Linked DNA regions of Homo sapiens: regions 1 and 3 are each linked to region 2. Evidence: chromatin loops called from intact Hi-C (ENCODE). Cell type or tissue: CD4-positive, alpha-beta T cell. All regions are shown on one strand. Each heading gives the region's core, and the rest is flanking DNA. Links, peaks and the distances in the headings are about the cores only.

Evidence for each region. Peaks named below come from ENCODE experiments on the same cell type or tissue, not always from the same donor. Only the 100,000 strongest peaks of a DNase experiment are listed, where the experiment ranks them.
Region 1: it touches region 2 in a loop (2.6-fold over the local background); 5 of 110 quality-filtered maps call a loop at or near these places.
Region 3: it touches region 2 in a loop (4-fold over the local background); 6 of 110 quality-filtered maps call a loop at or near these places.

Annotation. Positions count from the first base shown.
Region 1 is chr20:57,630,099-57,637,363 of GRCh38, reverse strand. No RefSeq gene overlaps it. Among named protein-coding and RNA genes, the nearest start is that of ZBP1, 13 kb to the right of the region's middle. In CD4-positive, alpha-beta T cell, for the core only: no CTCF peak of the experiment used is centred there; a DNase peak (open chromatin) is centred at 3,183.
Region 2 is chr20:57,397,035-57,404,299 of GRCh38, reverse strand. The region is part of intron 3 of RBM38 (RNA binding motif protein 38); the gene reads right to left. Among named protein-coding and RNA genes, the nearest start is that of RBM38-AS1, 7.6 kb to the right of the region's middle. RefSeq lists enhancers at 3,389-3,488, 3,471-4,334, 5,309-5,398, 5,376-5,875 and a silencer at 5,649-5,768. In CD4-positive, alpha-beta T cell, for the core only: CTCF peaks have their summits at 3,561 and 3,777 (motif pointing left); DNase peaks (open chromatin) are centred at 2,979, 3,839 and 4,509; H3K4me3 peaks cover 1,335 bases; H3K27ac peaks cover 1,471 bases.
Region 3 is chr20:58,655,970-58,663,234 of GRCh38, reverse strand. It overlaps STX16 (syntaxin 16), which reads right to left. Exons shown (of 9, transcript NM_001001433.3): 2 at 3,601-3,612. It overlaps STX16-NPEPL1 (STX16-NPEPL1 readthrough (NMD candidate)), which reads right to left. Exons shown (of 23, transcript NR_037945.1): 2 at 3,601-3,612. Among named protein-coding and RNA genes, the nearest start is that of STX16, 8.3 kb to the right of the region's middle. RefSeq lists an enhancer at 1,469-1,968. In CD4-positive, alpha-beta T cell, for the core only: no CTCF peak of the experiment used is centred there; DNase peaks (open chromatin) are centred at 2,154 and 3,194; H3K4me3 peaks cover 1,253 bases; H3K27ac peaks cover 2,266 bases.

The DNA of each region.
Region 1 (7,265 bases), core at 1,979-4,478, 230 kb before region 2:
CCTTTTATTATTACATAACGTCCCTCTTTATTCCTGATAACTTTCCTTGTTTTGAAGTCTGCCTTTGTGAAATTAACATAGCTACTCCAACTTTCTTTTGATTTGTGTTAGTATAGTATATCTCTGTCTATTCTTTTACTCTTAACCTGTTCAAGTTTTTTATTTAAAGTGGGTTTCTGTAGACAATATATAAAAGGATATTGTTTTTTAAAAATCTATTCTGGCACTCTGTCTTCTAACTGGTATATTTAGCCCATTCATCTTTAAAGTGATTATTGATATATCTGGACTAATATCTGCCATGTTTGTAGCTGTTTCTCTTTGTTGTACTTATTCCTTATTTCATTTTTTATCTTCCTGTTTTTCTGATGTCTGATGTCTTTGGCTTTAGTGGAGCATTATATGATTCCATTTTTCTCCCCTCTCTTAACAAATCAATATTTCATTTTTAAAAATTTAGTGGTTGCTCTAGAGTTTTCAATATACATTTACAATTATTCTTAGTCCAATTTCTAAAAATGGACTGCTTCATGTAGAGTGCATGTATTTTGTAACAGAGTGTCTTTATAACAGTCTGCTCAGACTGCCATAACAAAATGCCATAGACTCGCTGGCTTAAGCAACAGAAATTTATTTTCTCACAATTCTGGAAGTTAGGAAGTTTAAGATCAAAATGCCAGCTGATTAGGCTCCTGGTGAGGGCTTTCTCTTTGGGTTGCAGATACTTACCTTCTTGCTGTCGCCTCACATGGACTTTTCTCAGTGCATGTGTGTGGGGAGGTAGGGAGTGACAGAGGGACGAAGAAAGACAGAGAGAGAGCAGTGAGAGAGAGAGAGAGAAAGAGAGAGAGATCTTCCTCTTTTTATAAGGCCACTAATCCCATTATGAGAGTCCCACCCTCGTAACCTAGTCTAACTCTTAATTACCTCCCTAAGGTCTCATCTTTAAATATTATCACATTATGAATTAGCAGTTCAGCATAAGAATTTTAGGGGAACATAAACATTCAGTCCACAGCGCAGAGTTCCAATTCCTCCCTCCTGTTCTTTACAACATTTCTGTAAAGTTATGATCAATGAATACATTGTTTCTATTGTTATTTTGAACAATTACCTGTTAAATCATCAAAATAAGAAACATAAAATTTAATTTTATCTCCACTTATACTTTATTGAGTGCCCTTCCATTTTTTATGTAAATCTGAGTTTCTGACCTACATCATTTTTCTTCTCCCTGAAGAACTTAATATTTCTTGCAAAGCAGGTCTATTGGCAATAATTTCTCCAGTTTTTGTTTATATGGGAATGTCTTTATTTCTCTTAATTTTGAGGGATATTTTAACTGAACATAGAATTCTAAGTTGGTAGTTGTTTTCTTTTGACACTTTAACTATTTTAGTCTACTAATTTTTTTGTTTTTGTTTTTGTTTTTTGTTTTGTTTTTGTTTTTGTTTTTGCTTGAATTGTTTCTGGAAAGAAGTCTGATGTAATTATTTTTCTTGTTCCTCTATAGGTAAGATAGGGCTTTTTTCCTTTCTGGCCTCTTTCGTTGTTTTCTCTTTATCTTTGTTTTTTGTCACTTTGAATATATCTAGGTAGACGTTTTGGTGATTATCCTGCTTGATGTTCTGTGAACTCCCAAGATCAAATAGTTGGTGTCTGTCATTAATTTTGGAGAATTCCCAGCCATTATTGCTTCAAGTATCTCCTCTGGTCTGTTTTCTCTTTCATCTCCTTCTGGTATTCCAGTTACCCATATATTAAATCTTCTGAAATTGTCCCACAGTTATTGGATTTTCTATTCTGTTTTCTTCCATTCTTTTTGCTCTTTGCTTTTCCAATTGGGAAGTTTCTCTTGATGTACTTTCAAGCTCTTCCTTTCCTTTGCTGGATTTATTCTATTGATGAGCCCATCAAAGATATTCATTATTTCAGTTAATGGTGTTTTTTATTTCCAGTATTTCCTTTTGCATCTTTCTTAGCATTTTTATTCTCTGCTTACATTGCCTAACTACTTTTCTTTTCCCATTAGAACCCTTACCATATTAATCATAGTTATTTCAATTTTCTGCCTGATAATTCCAAAATCTGTGTCATTGCTAAGTCTGGTTCTGATGCTTGTTTTGTCTCTTCAGATTATGTTTTTTCTTGCATTTCAGCATGTGTGGTAATTTTTTATTGAAAACCAGACATCAGGTATTGGGTAATAAGAATTGAGGTATAGAGGCCTTAAGTGTGAGGTTTTATGTTATTCTGTCCAGGAGTTGGGCTGTATTTAATGTTTTCTGTAGCTGTAGTGCCAGAGACTTCAAATTCCTCTAGTGTCCTTGTTTTCATTATCCCTGTTCACTTGGGGCTCTCCTAAGTATTCCTCCTCAAAGACAGCCTGTGTCTTCCTGCTCTTCCGGGTGAAATCTCCTATTTTCCTGAAGCCCTATTGGTGTGGTGGTATAGTATGGGGAAGATAAGGATTTTATAATCTTATGATTGAATCTGAGTTACTTCGTGTGCTGCTGTTCCTGGGCTGTGACCTTCACAAGTGTTGCTTAGCTTTTTCTCTCCCTGCTTAGGTAAGACAGGAAGGCTGAGGGCTCCGGTGGAGTCTTTTTCCCTGGAGAGCAGGACATTTTTGTGGAGGACACTCTGGGTGAATTGCAGTGGCTACTCTTTCCCTTCCATTGCCAGCCCAGCTGGGGATCTTCTCACTTCTTTACTCTAAAAACCTGGAGGGATTCCTAGAGGTAAAACCCATGAAAATGTGGGGGCCCCCTAAGACTGCAGCTGCCAGGATTAATTTTCATGCTAGTACACACTCATCCTCTGACAATTCACCAAAATTACCAGTTAAGTGTTTCTACCAATTTATTCCAAAAACTTCTTCCCCAGTTAAACAGATATCAGTGGGGAGTCACTGGATTCAGTCATCTCTGCATATTTTAGGGTGGCTGCTTGCCCTCTGACTTCAGTACTCTGAGGAGTCAAAGAAAAGTTATTGATTTTCAGTGTGTTCAGATTTTCTTGTTGTAAGGGTTAAGAGTGATGACTTCTAAGTTGTCAGCATGTCAGAGCTGAAAATGGAAGTTCTCCTGCAACACTTTCTTTCTTCTTCCTTTCTTTCTTTTTTGAGACAGGATCTGCAGGTGTAGTGGTAATCCACTGTGGTTTTTGAACAACCTCATCAAAGACTTCAGTTGTTTGTCACAGTATTTCAGATGACCACAGTTATGAAGCTGGGTGCACACAATTACCAGGTTGCCCATGCTGGAGTGCAGTGGTGCGATCATAGCTCACTGCAGCCTCAACTCCTGGGCACAAGCAATCTTCCCACCTCCACCTCCCAAGTAGCTGGGACTACAGGCACGCACCACCACACCTGCCTATATTTTAGTTTTTATTTTTAGTAAAGACAGGGTCTCATTATGTTGCCCAGGATAGTCCTGAACTCCTGACCTCAAGTGATCCTCCTGCCTTGGCCTCCTAATGTGCTGGGATTACAAGCATGAGCCAGCATGCCTGGCCATCTTTCTTTCTTTTTTTTTTTTTAATTTAAAAAATTGAGACACAATTCACATTCCATAACATTTACCTTTGTGAAATGTACAATTCAGAGTTCTTTTAGCATATTTACAAAATTGTGCAACCATTATCATTATCTAATTCCAGAACATTTTCATTGCTCCGAAGTGAAATCCTATTCCCATTAGTAGCTGTTCCCTCATTTCCCTCTTTTGCCATCCCCTAGAAACCCCTAATCGATATTCCATCTCCATAGATTTGCCTGTTTGGACAGTTCATCTAAGTGGCGTCATATGATATGTGGTCTTTTGTGTTTGGCTTCACTCACTCAGCATATTTTCAAGGTTCATCCATGTTGTAGCATGAATCAGTGCTTCATCCCTTTTTGTTGTTATTAAATGATATTCCATTGTATGGATGCACCATATTTTGTTTATCCACCAGTTGATTGACATTTGGGTAGTTTCTACTTTTTGGCTGCTACAAATCATACCACTATGAATATTCTTGTGCAAGTTTTTGTGTGGACGTATGTTTTCATTCCTCTTGGATACAGACCTGGGAGTGGTATTAATTGCTGGGTCATACAGTAGTTTTATGTTTAACTCTTGGAGGAAGAAACAAACTGCTTTCCTCAGTGGATGCACCATTTTATATCCCACTGGCAATTTATAAAGGTTGCAATTTCTCCAGTTCCTCACCAATATTTGTTACTTTCCTTTTTCTTTCTTAATGGCCACCTTAGTGGGTACAGAGTGGTGTCTCACTGAGGTTTTGATTTGTATTTCCCTAACGATGAATGATATTCTGAATCCTTTTGTGTGCTTATTTATCATTTGTACATCTTCTTTGGAGAAATGTCTTTTCAATGCTTTGCCCATGTTTTATTTGGGCAATTTGTCTTCTCAGTGTTAAGTTGTAATACTTATTTATATACTCTAGATAGTGTATCTCTATCCGATATATGGTTTGCAAAGTTTTTCTCCCATTCCTTATGTTGTTTTTCATCTTTTTGATAATGTTCTTTAAAAGTACAAAAGTTTTTCATTTTCACGAAGTCCAATTTAGCTATTTTTTTCCGTTGGTTCCTTTTAAAATTTCAGTGTCATGTTAAAGAAATAATTGCCAATATATGGTCTATCTTGAAGAATTTTTCACTTGCCCTGGAGAAGGATGAGTATTTCTTGTTGCTAGATTGGGTTTCCTAAACATGCCTGTTATTAAAGGAAACCAAAAATATTTCACCCCAAAATATATCTATCTGACATATTTCTAGATGGCTATTCAGAGGTCCTGTGAACCTAAGGCTAGCCCTGCAAAGATGTCTCTTGTAGGGGAGATCTGCATCTGCGGAGGAAATACAGTGAAGTAAACAACAGATGTGAACAGGCTCTGTCTAAGCCCATCTTGTCCAGATCTAAAAAAAAATTAACTGAGAGTTTGACACCTTTAAAGTTCTGACAGAGAAACATTCCTACCGGCTACCATCTATTCTTTCTGAGGTGAAGTTTCATCTGCAAAACAAGATTGTCTTTGCTCCATGCATTTCCTCCCCTTCTCTCCTTCTCATAACCTGCATTGCCACCATAACGTGTTCCATGCGCCAAACTATTCTTTCTGTAAGCTCACGATGCTATAAAAGCATCAGCCATCTGGACATTTCTTTGAGTTTTCATATTTTGTACGACTCCTGTGCACACAGTGCACCTAACACATTTGTATTCCTTTTTTCCAGTTAATCTGTCTACTCTCAGTTTGTTTTATAGTCTCAATTTTCCAAAACTTCAGGGGAAAAATTTCACTTCCCTGCCTCATCTAGACTCTATTTCTTGTTCCATATAAGGGAATGCGGCTCTACACTCCCCATGGTGCCAGTGCAGAATCCGGAATCCCACCCTGGCCTCCAGCTCACTGCCTCCTCTGGCCTCTTCATTGTTATGTCCAACTCTTCAACACCAATGACATCTGGACTCTGCCCTGCGGCATAATGAAATCATCTGTGCTTTATCCGTGAGATGTTTCTAAATCTGAAACTCAGTAAATGGCGTTTACATTGTGACTATGCTGATATTGTTCATTGCATTGCAAAGTCCCATGCAATGTAAATAATTGATTTTTGCTATTATTTTTATTACACAGTGCTATGGACTGAGTTGTGTACTCTCCAAATTGGTAAGTAGATGCCCTAGCGCCAGTGGGATGGTAGCTGGACATAAGGCCTTTGGAAGGTGATTAGGTTTAGATATGATTATAAGGATGTGGCCATCATGTGCCCTGAGATCAGTGCCCTGAGAAAAGACACCAGAGAGCTTAGTTGGTCTCTCTCTCTCTCTCTCTCTCTCTCTCTCTCTCAATGACACAATGAGAAGGCAGCCATTTGCAAGCCAGGAAGAGAGCTCTCACCGGAACCTGACCATGGTGACTCCCTGCTCCTGAATTTCTAGCCTCCAGAACTGTGAGAAAAGAAACTTCTATTGTTGAAACCACTCCGGCCATGGTATTTTGTTATGACAGTCCAAGCTGACTAAGAAACACAGGTAATCCATTTTTATTATAGAAAGAAAGAAAATCTAGAATACACATCACCTATGTATCTCGGAGACATACTCCATACTCTCAGTATTTTTCTGGGTTATGGATAATCACAGACATTTTAAAATGGAATCATACAATTTATAAACATTTTTTCCAATATACTGTGAACACTTTTCCATATCAATAAATACAATTCTAGATCCCATTTTTCATAGCTTCAGAGCATTTCACTGTACAGACTTCCTAATTCATTGACCTGATCCCTTTTGTTTGGATATCTAGGCTGTCTGTGCCTCCTTCACCTTTGTAACCAATCCTGTGATGAACATCTCATGCGTACATCTTTGAACAATGTAATATTATCTCTAGGATAAAAGAAAGGAACTCTGATTATTAGCACTGCTACACACACAGCGAGTGGCCCATCACTGATGATGAACAAGCAGAGACCACATGGCAAGGTTGGGACACAGGCATTCTCTGGACTGACTACACTCTCTCAAAAATGCTTTTCATCCCTAGACCTTCACCCAGTGATCTTGAACCAGTTGATTCAACATTTTGGTTTTCTGTTAAAACAAAATTAAAATAAGTTTATGTATCAGGTAAATCTTTCTATAGTAAGTGACCTACACCTAAATGAGACCTATTAGCAGAAAAGGACATTGTTGGCGCATATAATTGAAAAGCCAGAGTCTAGAGCTGGGCTAAATTATACACTACTGGATCTAGACATGCTCACGGTGGTGTTAGGGGGAGTTTGTCTCCACCATCAAATTGCTGTTCTCTCTACTGATTTCTGTTCAAATTCTCCTTTCCTGGCACTATCTTTTATCTAGGCTCATTTCCTTACACTTCTAAATCCACTCCGAAGAAATTAGTCCCCAGTCCTTCCTGCAGAAGTCTCAGAATTGAAGCTCATTGGCTTGGCTTAGGTCACATGCCCATCTCTGGACCAGTCACTGCAGCCATAAAAATGGAAGGCTCTAATTGGCCAAGCTTGAGTCCCACGCCCTGCCCTGAACCTTGGAGAGGGAGTCAGCGCCACATGGGTTGAGAAGGGGTGAGGAGGTTTTCAAAGGAAAATTGAGGGGATTTTACCAGAATAAGGGGTTGGGTGCTGGGCAGCTAGCAAGAACAGATTTCACTACACTTGACAAGTAAATGGATTAATCATGAAAAACAGGAAGACTTTTCTAGCTATGGCAATGTGT
Region 2 (7,265 bases), core at 2,565-5,064:
AGGAATGTGCAAGAACAGGCCCCGGGGTCCTGATCCACAGCTGCATTCAAGAACCGCTGCCCAGACCAGGGACACAGAACACAAGTGCCTGGGGCTGTGGGGCAGCTGGGTTCCGGCCACACTCACCTCGAGGGCTGCGTCATTTCTATCGGGTTCTGATGCCCCACATCATCGGGGCCAGAGCGCTGCCTTGGCCACCAAGGAGCTGCCCTACTCAGGGACACTCAAACACAAGCGTGGGTGAGCAATGTTTAGGCTGGGGAGGAAGGCGGGGCTCTCCTGTTTCCTGACCCTTGCAGACACTGCATGTCGGTATCTACTCATCTTTCTGTACGTAAAGGGCCTGGGATAACTTACGAAGCATTTTCAAAGCCACGGAAGGCTGGGCGCAGTGGCTCACGCCTGTAATCCCAGCACTTTGGAAGGCTGGGGCGGGCAGATCATGAGGTCAAGAGTTCAGGACCAGCCTAGCCAACATGGCGAAGCCCTATTTCTACTAAAAATACAAAAATTAGCCAGGTGTGGTGGCGGGAGCCTGTAATCCCAGTTACTCGGGAGGCTGAGGCAGGAGAATCGCTTGAAACCAGAAGGTGGAGGTTGTGGTGAGCTGAGATCATGCCACTGCACTCCAGCCTGGGCGAAAGAGCAAAACTCTGTCTCAAAAAAAAAAGCCATAGAAAAGATGCTAGTGTTAGCCCATCTCCCAGAGAGGAAATCCGAGGTTCAGAGAGGCCCCAAGCGACTTGCCCCATCGCAGAGCAAGGGACTGGTACAGTGGGGCCTGCTGCTGGTAGCTGTGCCTGCAAGGACTGGCTGGGGCCCCAGGTTCAGCTCAAAATAAAAGGAAGGCACAGCACGGGCCACACCTCAAGCCCCAAGGGGGAGTGAGAACACCGGCTGAAGTTAAGGTAGAAGCAGCCACGAAGCCCCGCCAGGCAGGAGCTGGGTTCCAGCAGCTTCTCTCCCTCCTAGGGTTGCGCCTCGCCCCTGCACTTGTCTGAGTTACCAAACAGGTTTCAAAACTTCCAAGGCGCAGTTTCCTCATCTGTAAGTTGGGTCCTACAGAGGCTGACCTCAAAAGCTTGCTGTGAGGCCTAGAGGTGCCACTAGAACAGCGATTCCCAACCAGGACAACTGTGCCCCCAGGGGACACTGGAAAATGCCTAGGGACGGTCCTAGTTGTCACAACTGACAACTAGGAATATGAGGTGCGGGTGGGGGTGCTGCTGACATTAGGGGTCGAGGCCAGGGGTGCTGACCGCTTCCTACAATGCTCAGGGTGCCCCCACAACAAAGAACGATGCCGTCCTAAAGGTCCGCAGTGCCAAGGCTGAGACGCCCGACTGTGGACCATCAGAAACCACATGGGGAAGGGGAAGGGCAAAGACAAGGGATCCTCACTGCTGCTCTGACCACAGGTGCCCACGCCGGGCGGCCACAAAGAAGGCAGGTGGGAGCAAAGAGAGACAGAGGGGCTCATGCAGCCACGCACGCATGGGCGAACCCACTGAGTGGTCAGGTGAGAAAGAAAAATGCAGCCAAACCACCGGCCCTGCACTGTCCAAGGGCGGCCCCGCCCCGGCCGCAGGCCCAAGGCTTCACTGCCTGGCAATGGGGAGCGGGTGCACGCACCAGGCAGGTTCCTCAGCATCCCCACTCACACGCCATGCTCAGAAAGCTCAGGTGCCACAGCCTCTGCACACAAGGGCACAGCCTGGTAGCTGCACGCCGCCCCACCCACCAAGTGTGTCCCCTGCACAGGCTCGCCTGCCAGGGCACGTGTCTGCCTGGCCCTGGTGGGACTCTCCTGCACTCTCCACCTCAGTGAAGAGCCCACCAGGCCACCCAGGCACTGCCCTGCCCACTCACCCCCACTGCAGCCTATGCCCACACCATCCAACAGGGAGCTCCCTGCTTCCATCCCTCAATTCTCCGATCCTCCCTCTCCTTCATCACCGACTCTCCAGGCGGGCGCAGTGGCGTGGCCCTGCCTTGGTGGTGGTGGAGACCTGCCTCCATCCCTGAATCCTTCACCCAGCAGCAGTTGGAGCTGTCTTAAAAACATCAAGACCCACGCCTGGAATCCCAGCACTTAGGGAGGCCGAGGCGGGCGGATCATGAGGTCAGGAGATTGAGACCATCCTGGCCAACACGGTGAAACCCCATCTCTACTAAAAATACAAAAATAGCTGGGCGTGGTGGTGCGTGCCTGTAATCCCAGCTACTCAGGAGGCCGAGGCAGGAGAATGGCTTGAACCCGGGAGGCGGAGGCTGCAGTGAGCTGAGATCAAGATACTGCACTCCAGCCTGGAGACAGAGCGAGACTCCGTTTCAAAAAACAAACAAACGAAAACATCAACACCCCATCACCTCCAGAAGCAGAACCCTCCAGCTGCCTCCCACTGTACCCAGAAGAAAACCCAAACTGCTCCCTTGTGGCTTCCTGCGTTATTAGGCCTCAACCTACCTCTTCTAACTCATCTCCACTTGCACTGCGCCCTCCCTGGCCACACTCCCACTGCCCTGGGCTCCTTCTGTTCCCAGATTCGACTCCTTCCCACCACAGGACCTTCGCACCTATGCACTTGCTTCTTCCCACAGCTCAAAGCTCACCCCTCAGGGGTCCACCCAGGCGGCTCTGTTTCCTTATGATCGGAAGCCCCTTCATCATCTACCTTGCACAATGTCTTCCCCACAAGAGCAGGGTCTCAGCTGCTGCGTCCCAAGTGCCCCAGCACAGCAGGTGCCCAGTGCTGAGCATCTGAGGCAGGCCCCGGCTTTGCAGGTAGCTGGGAGGCAAAAGAGCCCCCCCGTGGAATGGCCTCTGCTTCCCAGGCCAAGAGTCCCTGCCCCAAGAAGGCAGAGAAAGCAGTTCAGCCTTGAGCAGCCAGGGCTGGGCAGGCTGGAGGGACAGGCAGGCACGGCTCCACCCAGCAAGTCACAGCTAGACAGGCACAGCCCGCCAGCCTCTGCTCCCCGACCAGGTGCCTGGCGGCCCCGGGTGACCTCATCACTGCCTCTGGGGAACCACACGCCCCAGGGGGCTGCTGTGAGGATCTATTGCTTCTGTGCACCCCAGAGACTTCAGCAGCATCGACGCCTCCTTGGGCCTGAGGAATGCTGGGAGGGACAGAGGCCCTCCCTCTCCTAGGACTTTCAGCCCCAGGTCAGGGGGCAGCAGCCAAGAACCCTTGGTGAGCAAAACAGACCAGCGGCCAGGCGCAGTCAGGTAGGAGCCCAAAGGTCGGGGGACCCAATGCTCATCAGGGCTGCTCCTGTTTGGCCAGGGCCCACCGGCCTCTTTGGGCACACGGCACTTGCTCCCTCCTCTAGAAGCCACTTTGGAATCGGCCCTCTGTACGGCCGCTGCTGGAGTCCCACGCGCTCCCCAGGGTTGCAGAGCCACAGCCCAGCTGTAACCTCAAAGGAGAGGGCAGGAGCCTCCTTCCCTTCCAGTTTCCTTCCAAGTTCCGGCCTCAGAACAACCGGGCGTCTGTGCCTCCTCATCCTCTGCAGAAAACTTCTATCCTCCCACCAAGACCCCAGAGAAGGGTCTTGCACCAATCAGAGGCGGATCTGTTTACCAGAGAATTAATCCCACCACGTGTGCAAAGTCCAGGCAGAGCCAAGGAAGAAACCACAGGAATGGGTGGGACAGACCCCCCACATGCCACCCAAGCCCCACTGCAACGCTGGACACTGGGCACAGGCACCTAGCTGGGGTCCGGGGTGTCTGCGGAAGGATGACTCAGGGGTTCTCTGCTTCCCTCTAGTGCCGGAGCCTGGGCAACACCAAACCCCCAAATCACGGAGCCACTGAAACGGGCCACCATTAGGGCTGGAAAGGCCAGGCCATGCCGGGAGGGTTGGGCATGCAGGAGGAGCTGGCTCTGCCACAGCCCAGGAGAGGACAGGGGGACCCCGAGCCTGGTCCAGACTGGAAATCTGAGGTGCCTGCCTCCCTTCCCGTTCACACGTGGCCCAGGCAGCATTTGCACCCCAACACACCCAGGGTCAGCACACAGTCAAGAGCACCCCAGCTGACTCTGTCCACAGAGACTCAGGGGTCCAAGGGCAGGAAGAGCCCCAAGCCCGGATCCTGGCCATGCCTGTCCAAGTCGCATGGACCATCACTCAGCCCCTCCGGCCTCTGTTTCCCCATCTGTAAACTAAGGATGCTGCAGAGTCCAACAGATTGCCCCCAAGACAGAGGGCTTGGGCCTCCGGCAGAGTCTGAGAACCCCGTGGTGGGCGGGAGAGAGAAGTACAGATGGTGCTGGGGACACATGCTGCCCACACTCAAAGCAGAACTCGCAGCGAAAAGAACTGACCACGGCCCAGGAGGACTCATTTTCTGAACATAAAGTCGCCTCTGAAAATAAAAACGAAAAAGGCAAATGAGCCCATTTCACTTTCCCTGCTCTCCAGGGGCCTTGCCCCACCTCGGCAGAGACGGACCGCAGCTCTTAGGGTTCTGACTCCCGCCTGGCTGGGTGTGGGAAGGTCCCCGAGGCGCCTGGCAGGCAGGAAGCCAGGCCATGGCCCTGCCTCCCGGGAATCCCCAGTGACTTGTGAGGGGGAGGGCCGGGAGGTCTAGGGACATTCAAGTTCTGTGGGGCAGCCAGCCACAGGACACAGGTCGAACGCCCTCTCTGTGGGGCAATGCCAGGCCCGGAACAGCATCTCCACCTGAACCGGCCCAAACTCCAACTCCTGACCTTCTCCCCAAAACTGTACTGCACAGCTGCCTCCACCCCAGTCAGGGCCAAGCCCATCTCCCATTTCAAAGGCCCAAAGCTCCAGAATCTTCTTGGACTCCTCTTTCTTTCCCAGGTTCTTTAAAATAGACACCCAGAATCTCACTGTATCTCACCAGGGCCGCTGGTGCAGGCAGCACCCTCGTCTCATGCCTGGATTACTGGGCATCCTCTAAGGGCCTCCAACCACCACAATACCCTCGGCAGTCCAGGCTCAACCCAGCAGCCAGAAGCAAAAACACTCTGAAAACAAAAATGCAGACTGACCCATCCCTCCTCCGCTCGGAGCCTGCGTGGTCCGGTGTCACTTGGAGGAATGTAGCAGTGCCTCCCTGGGTCATCAAAGTCCTCTAGGAGCTGAGGCTACCCTGTCGGGCCCTGAGCCTCCCCGGCTGCTCCCTTCCCCTCCCCAGCTCCTGTCGCCTTCTGAGGCATGCTGACCTCCTTTGTCTCTGTCCTCCTCTCAGCACCTCGCTGCAGAAAGCACTGTGATTAGGAGCTGGGACCGGGTCTCCCCTCACCCCCATGGCAGGCATCCCCAGCCTGGCACAAAGCAAGCAAAGATCTGTCAGACAAGCTGACCCAGTGTCCAGCTCCCTACTCTATCCAAATGAGATCAGCAGGAAGGTCCTGATGCCCGCAAGCACACTGCAGAGTTATCAGCCTGTCCACCCTGGACACAAGGTGAAACTGAGGCTAAACGAGGAAAGCTCGAGCTTGGGCCTCCACTCAGTCTGTGATCAGGCTTCTACCCTGAGACAAAGCTGTGCCCCTTGGCCCAAGGCTTCCAGAAGAGGCTCCCCAAGCCCAGCAGCGAGCCAGGGTGAGAACTCATGCTCGGAGAAGAGCCCCCGCCACCCAAAGGCTGCTTTCTGTTTCAGCAGACAGGACAAACAACAGGTGCGGCACGGGCGCCCGCCCAGGAGGGCCACGGTGCAGCCCACGCCTGGCTCCAGATGAGCTGCCAAACAGGAAGCCTTGTGGGGGGGCAGGGGGGCGGCGGGGCCACCACGAGACACCCTGAGGGTGAAAACGTGACGCCACAGTGTTGGGGGGAGTCACTTCCTCCCAGCCCCCATGCCGCCTGGCTCTGACCTCAGCTTCTGCCCCTGCCCTGCGGTGCTCACCCTGTGCCCGCCACGGCGACCTGCAGCTGGCCTGTCACCCTGGGCCTGGGCTGCTCGCTCTTCCCCAGAAGCCAACAGGGCCCATTTCCGCCATCCTCAGTGGAGCCTTCCCCAGCACGCCCGCACACGTGTGCGTGCGTACACACACACACACACACACACACACGCCATCACCTGCAAACAGCTCCTCTGGCTTTGTTTCACTTTGTATTATAAAATAATAAAAGACTCCCAAGAAGTTGCAAAAACAGTACAGAGAGATCCTGTGTACCCTACCTCCTCCATCCCCCAAGGGCACATCAGAGTAACTAAGGACATGAGCAAAACCAGGACACTAACCCAGGCACACTGCTATGACCTGGACTGCAGGCCTTCAGCACGCTGCATCATCTTCTACACACACCAACATTCTTACATGTCATGTGTAGTTACACACAAACTGTGAAGCTTTATCACACACACAGACACATCTCCCCACCACTGTACTCGAGACGCGGAACTGTTCCGTCCCCACGCAGGCACTCATTCCGCCAGCTTCCTGTTTAACTGCACGCATCACCATGTGGGCCCACGAGTGCACAAACAGAATGTGAGCACGAGATCGGGGACCGTGTCTTTCTTATTCAAAGGATCCCTGGCACCAGGTCTGGCATACAGCAAGCACTCAATAAACACCTGATGAATGAATGATGCTGGGAGTAGCTGTCGACATTCTCCCCAGCTTGTGCATCCCATGCTCTCAAGGAGACAGACATCTTCCCATCACTGCCTCCCCAGTACGTCCTCTTGCTCTGGGGACCCAGGTGCTCTGTCCAGGCCCCGTGGTGTGCACACACCAAGGCCCCGTGATGGTAAGGGCAGCCATCTACTACCCAGTGGGCACCAGAGACCTTCACACAAAGGACGTAGGGGTCCCTGAAACTATACATGCAGTGGGGCAGGCACATGCCTGGGAGAGGGTCTCACGGTCATCATCAGTCTCGAGGCCTTGTGCTCTGAATCATCCAAGAGCTGCCATCTAGCCAGAGGGAGGCGTTGAGTCCTTGTGGGAGGGACAAGAGTCTCGCAGCCCACAGCTCAGGCCCCACCATCCTGGGATGTGTGAACTCAGCAAGTCTCTCAGTTGCTCTAAGCCTCGGTTTTGCACAGGTAATCAATCAACAGACCCTGAAGCAGGGCCGGCAAGAGATGCGTCACTGACAAACCGTGACTTCCCAGGGCCAGGCCCTCCACACACAGTCAAGTTGGCCCTGTAGGGAAGGCAGTGTGACCGTTCTCACTCACAGATGGGGAGGAGCCTGCAGAGACAGGCTGGGCCTGGCCTTAAGCCCAGGCAGACCCCCAGGGCTCTTGCTCCTGGATACAGCCTGTACCTGACACT
Region 3 (7,265 bases), core at 1,845-4,344, 1.3 Mb before region 2:
AGCCTCTGTGGAGATTGGAAAAGTCAGCTACACCTCCTCCCCATCTAAAAAAATCAACTAAGTTTAGCCGTAACGCATTGGTAATGAGAACAATACCGATAATTCTGGACTGTCTATGGCAATGAACACTTGGAAAGCCCAGAAGGGACACTGAAAATCAACAGACTGGCAACTCACACTTCCACGTGAAACTCTGGGAGCCTGTATGATGAAGTCAGACTACTTCGCTAATAGACAATTAGGCTTAAGAAATCCGAGTTGTTGGAGAAGTGAATAAGCATGTGGATAAAAGAAAAAAGTGATGTCAGCACTACATTTTTCTAAACCCGTAATAATTTTAAAATAATGCTTACCTTTTCTAATTATGAAATTAGTAAATGGTCAAAATAAATACTTTTAAAATGGCATAGGATGACGCAGTGGCTCACGCCTGTAATCCTAGCACTTGGGAGGCCAAGGCAGGCGGATCACTTGAGCTCAGGAGTTCGAGACCAGCCTGAGCAACATGTCAAAACTCCGTCTCTACTAAAAAATACAAAAATAAATAAATAAATAAAATAGCCACGCATGGTGGCACGCACCTGTAGTCCCAGCTACTCAGGAGGCTGAGGCAGGAGAATCGCTTGAACTGGGGAGGCAGAGGTTGCAGTGAGCCGAGATCGCGCCACTGCACTCTAGCCTGGGCAACAGAGTGAGACTCTGTCTCAAAAAAATAAAAATAAATGATACAAAAAATATAGAGATAAAAACACTTGAGAATCACATCACCCTGATACTGTTGTTAAGTTTCACTGATTTTCCTTTTTTCTCAACTAACATACATACTCTGAGGGGAAGAAAAAGGAGGGGAGCAATCCGTCCCTCCCTGCCTTCTGTGAGCACTGTACTGAGCACTGCTACTGACCTGGCCCATGCCAGTCCCAAGAACAATCCTTCAGAGGAGCGCCGCTCCCTATTTCACCAACATGGACACTGGGGCCCGGCCCAGGCACTCCCAGATGTGCAGTCCTCCAGGCAGTGTGGTTTGGGGGCTTGACATTTGTTATCTTGTGACTTTTAAAATAATTCTTGAGTTTAAAAACTCCCAGAGATTTCTTTGTCATAAGACAGGAAGTAGATTAAAGACAGAGAACAAAGGAGAGGGCCAGACACTTCCCTGGGTAAGAGAACCAATGGTGGGCTCGGGTCCTCCTCAGGGAACACCTTACTTAGTGTTTTCTGAGAAGGAAAAGTGACATCTCCAGGGTACTCAGGCTAGAGGAGGAGAATGACAATCAAACATGGACAGACTGCAGGAAGCCTCTGAAGTGAGGCCGTCAGATGCCTTTACTCTGGGAGATGCAAGTGATATTCACTCAGGGACATTTGCTCAGGCCTCCCCTATAAAGGGGTGGCTAACATCTAATCCACTCTGGAGCTGGGTGTTCACTATTTCCAGAGATGCCAATGTGAGGCCCTGCGTCAGCTTCAAAGAAGCCTCTGGACACTGTCCCCAACCACACCCCCTGCTCCTAGGCCAGTACCTGGCACTTCAGAGTCCTGAACGCACAATCACAACCAGCTGAGTGATCCGACAAGAAACGAGTGGAATGAATGCACGAGGTAAATAAAATGTACGTCACAGACAATTGTGGAAGCCACACTTCATGAAAAAGATAACGGCACTGCACAAAAGAGCAAAAGAGGCAAGTGAAACGCACAAGGAAATGAGGTGGCCGTGGGCACCCACGATGAGGCAGCAACCTGCATTTCTAATAGCACTGGGGTGAGCGTGGAGGAGATAGTGCTCTCTACGCAGGGCCTCTGATCACAGAGCGTGAAGACTCCCTTTTAAGCCCTTAGAGGTGAAACATAAGAAAAGCAAAAGGGCCTGCCAAGTTCATGCAGTGAGTAGCCAGTTTCTGGAACTTGCTGCCTGAAAAAGGAAGTAGGAAAGACTGGAAATCGGTTCAGACAGCAGACCCCGAAGTAATTATGACCACTTATGTGCCCCTCCTTGGAACATTATTCAAATGGTTCTTCAACCTAAGTGGTTCCATAATTTGTTACCCTCCCTCGCATCCTATACACTTCCTTTTGAGGTCATAAGCTCCATATCTTCAAACTGTTCAGCCAGTAGCAACATCTATTTTAACTCAGAACGCCTGCTCTCCAAGCCCCCAAGCCCTCTCCAGGGCCCCGTGCCCAGGCGGGGAGCTGGCAGTGAGGTTCCTGAATGGGAAAGGAAACCCCCACACAGGCATGACCATGACACCTGGCTCAGTCAGCTACCCGTTGAGTGGTGTTTTTTTTTTTTAACTAATTGTTTTTAGTGGCAAAGTATACATGCACATGGTTTAAAAATATATATCCACCCTAAGAAAAGGGTTTGCAATAGAAAGGAAGTTTTCTATCCCAGATGTTTCTTGGGGTGTATCCACTGTTAACAGTTTCTTGTGTATCTTTTCAGGAATTTTTTAAGCACACACAAGCATAAATATGAGTTATTTTTCCTGAAAAAAAAAAAAAAAAAAAAAAAAAAGGAGCAGGAATCATATTATCCATGCTGCTCTGCATCTGGGTCTTTCCACTCCGCCATGTGTCTGGGGCTTATTCCACTGCAGCTCTCATGGATGGGCCTCACTATTTACCTGTTACAGAGGGTCAGAGATGCTACACAATATATTTAACCAGTTCCCAATGAAGGCTATTTAGGCTGTGCTCAGTCTGTTGTCATTATCAACTAGTTAAGGTTTTTAGAATATATAGGTAGATCTGAATCTACTAGTTAGGACCCCACTGGTTTTAAGGACAGTGATCCTCCTAATCCTACTTTACTATTCATACTTCTAAATGAAAACAAACAAGAACAACCCTCACCTCTCCATCACTCTACTTAAAAGGTCTATACTCAGGAAAAATATTCTTACCCCTTCAATGCTGAAACAGACAATAGACACAAACATTAACAACAGTTTTAATCTCATTTTTTCTCAACCCTTTTACTCCGGCTACTAAAATAAAGTGCTTTGAATATATATTCTCTCCACCTTCTGGGCAAGATGCTAGTAGCTAATAAAAAGGCCAAAGGCACCCCCAGCTAGGAGATGCAGAACTGGGCCCAGGTGACAATAGCTCCAGGTGCATCCACTGGGTGTCATCTCATTCCAGACAGGAGTGACAAGGAAGACCCTCCCACAGTTGCCGTGGCTACAGTCCTTCTCATTTAGGGCCTTCACAGACATGCTGGCCTTCTATACTGTCTACCTGAGGAAGTGCACGACTCACTTCTCAGAAATCAGGAAGCTACAGACATTAATTCTCAAAACATTCTGGCTTCCTTGAAGAAAGTGTTCAACCTTTACTGCTTCCAAAGTTAAGACACTTTCCCAAGACTAGTAAACGATCTTCCCAAAGCCTTTTTTAAATCATCAGTTCACATGGTGTGAAAATAGATTAAATTCTACATATTAAACTGTTAAAAAAATTATAAAGTAATCAAAACAAATGCTAAATATGTATAAGCTGTTAGCATTTTATATATGAGCAAAGACTTCAGGAAAAGTAGGTATTTTATAAACTCAAATTACCCAACATATAAAAATATTCAAAACACAATACCTCGTCCAGCTCCTGAAGAGACATGTTGTCCCCATCAGTCCCATCCAGTTGGGGAAAGCACAAAGAAAGCAGCATGGGACAGACAGACAGACAAGGCATGGTCAGTTGAGAAAACACTGAGATTTTAAGCTGACTAAATATAAAGATCCACTAAGCAAGGCATTTTAAAATCTCCTTTTTTTTTTTTAAATTAAGCTACATCAATATATGCTTTAATTTTTATTTACTGTGGTTGTTTTGAAAATGAGCTAGGAAACAAGCAAAAAATGACTGTAAATATTAAAATACACTGGAAACAGATAAAACACACTTGCTTTGGTTTCACTAAAATATGCTGTTAATCTGTTTCATAAACACCAAATATCACATACAATACCACATTCTATTTTCCCTCAGGAAAATAAAATAAGAGAGCAGAGCTAAAATGTAATTTTATCATGTTAAATAAATGTATATTTTAACATGTAAATCAGACCTGCAAATGCAACAAAATTAAAAAATAAATGACCCACAAAAATTGTCTGTAGCTGTATTCAGATAACATGTGAGTGACCACATATGTAAGGTCTCTGCAAATTACATCCCGCAGACACGGCTTCATCCCTGGTAGTAAGAGAGCTGAGAAACCACTCTTTCCCGGAGAGAGACACAGGTGGCAAAATAAAAGAAAAACTCTTACCATCTCTTGGTATGTATTATTATTAGCTAGAAAGCATACAGTTATTCATAAGGCTCTTATAAAAGCAAGCAAACGAGACAAAACAAAAGGTAAGAATAATTTTTTTCTTTTAAGGGGAGGGGGAAGGGAGAAGCATGACACCAGAGGGTTAAGTTTCAATTGAAAAGTAAAGGTTCTTTTTTAGATCAACATGGAACTCTATCTTCTGGACAGACATTTACTAATGACAGATAATCTAAACAACTAGGTCTTTTTTTTGTACAGTATTGATCACTGAAATAATTAGTGGTGAAATTCAATAATCAATTGTGTTTTTTTATGTTTAGCAGTAAATTTAGAAAATAAAACATAACTTTCTTATTTAAAAATAGTGCAAATGAAGCTGCTCTATCAGGGTCAAAATATTATTAAACAATGATAGCAATAAAAATGTAATCAAACTTTACTCCACGTAAAAATTCAATTAGATGACATTATGAAAAGCTGCAAATCCTCTTCATTCCTTCCACAATTTTCTATGAGAGCAAAAAAGAACTCTATACACACCCTGCCATAATAGTAGTACTAGACGATATTAATAAATCAAATGGAAAGCTGATTTAATTACCTTTTACTTTACAAAGAAAAAATGTTTTTATTTTTTAAAAGCTTAACATTAAGAGAACATTAAAATCTTTTATTAATAAAACATGATGCAAGACAAAATCCCTAACTTGAGTATCTCAGTCTTCTTCCTATTCTGCAGCGGCTCCCTGGCATTTAATCTTTGAACGATGTACTATTGCAAACCTCGGTTAAAATCTCTGCTGCACATGTGCCTATGCTCTTGGATTATTAACCGAGCACACACACCCTGATCTTCTGATTTCTACAATTATTAGTTGATAAGAGGTGAAATCAGAATCATGGGATTCTAGGGCTAGAAATAAGTCTTTTCTTACAAATAAGAAAACTAAGCTTCAAAATGTATAAATGCATTGCTTGAAGCCACAGAGCTTGTTAATGGTCAGACTGGGGACAGACCCAGGTGTTCAGGTCTCTTTCCACCCCACCCTCCAGCCTCTCTAATTTTATTAACAATTCAGGGAATTACTTGTGATAGGCAGCTACCACCACATCAGGAATATTAAATTAAGGTCACCTTTTCAAAGACCCTCCCCACCATTCTGCTATTTAAAAATAGAAGGCTTTCAAAATTCTGTCTGCCACCAAATTACCAGGAAATTTAGTCAAGACCTGAATTAAAACATTTAGAATTACCATCAAGAAAGACCAAAATAAAGCCAAATGAAAACACGTTACTACACATCATCACCTTCTAAATCTTTATAATGTCTAAATCTAGGTTTTTGACCTTCCAATGGCATGCAATCAAGCAAACACTGAAAACTCCAAGTAGCATGTGGAATTTATAGTCTAAAGAACTTTCTACATAAAACTGAAAAATAAGTGGAAACCCATCTGTGTTTACTCAGGAAGTCTGGAAAAGTTGAGCAAAATGAGTTGGAAACACAGGTCTATGCTATAGTGATATTTACTTTATTTCCGTTACTGCCAAAATAAAAGTTTGCTTCACTTTTATCCAACAAAGTACCCTTATTCTCAAAGTAAGCCTCACTGCTCCCATGGAATCTTTAAAAGCAGAAAAGCAAGTAGATCTAAAGAGAAATATATAATGATTTCATACTTGGATTCTAAAGACAGAGAACTAATTTTCCAACAGACTCAGCTTGTACTAAAACTTAGAATCTTCAATCTGCAAGTTAAAATTGACTATGTAAGGTTCATAAAGTGAGATAAAGAAAGATGCTAGCCTATTGCAAGAAAAAAAATTGTTTTAAAACAATAGGTCCTTCCATTTTCCAGGATCTGCAGCACAAGTTCTGAAAATGCAGCCAACACCAGAGTGGCCCAGGAGGTGAGCACGGGGCTCTGAAGCCAGATTTGCCAGAGTTCCAATCACAGCCCCCAGCCATCAGGTGGGTGACACTGGGCCAGTTTCCTACCTCCTCTAAAATCTGTTTCCTTATCTGTATCTGAGAAAAACAATAGTACTTATTTGATAGAGCACTGTGAAGATGAGCTGAGCTTACACACGGAAAGGGCTTAGCCCAGAGCCAGGCACAAAGTAAACTCTCCATAAATCTTAGCTAATATTGTAGTCAAGCCTGAATAAGGACCTCAGGTTTCTTATAACCATAGTTAATCCTTAATTTCCTTTTTCCTAAAGCACACATTTTATTAAAAATAATGTGCTTATGTTTCAAACTAATCTAAGACCAATTAACGCTAGCTTCCAATTATAGATTATGCATTATTTTAAAGCAGAGTATAGATTAGGCAGTAAACACTAACAAAGTAGCTCCAACCCCTATATTAGATCCATTCCCGGAGATCGAAGGAAACCACACAAATCCATACAGAATTTCATCAGATCAGAAGAGCATCTCAATATCTACCTTTCATTCATTTCTTTATGACTTTACAATTTGTTTTGAATAATTGTTTAGCTTCATAAATCCATTTCAGTTTCCTAAAGCCAAGCTGCTTGAATGAGTTGCTACCTTAAAACCTGCACTTGGCTGGCATAATAATGTGAAAGTTACTTTTGCACAGTACTGGGGCTACTTCTAAGGATTTCTGTCAGTAACCTTGGACTGACAGCTACAACACTGTTGACTATGAATTTCTCCTTTTCAAATTAAAGCTAAAGTCAGGAGAAACAATGTATTAAAACAGAACTTGAGAAAATACTGTTGAATCGATAGGGCTGCTGGAAATCACCTAACCCAAACCCCTCAGTTTACAAATGAGGCAAAAAATGTCCGAAAAGATTAAAGGCTTGCCTAAGGACACACTCTGAGCCTGCAGCAGAACAGGACTTAGGCCTCAATTCTCAGATTCAATTCTCAGTGCTCTTTCCTTTATTTCATGCTGCCCTGAGGCATGAACGTGATGGGGCACTCAAAACTGAGGCCAAAGTAAA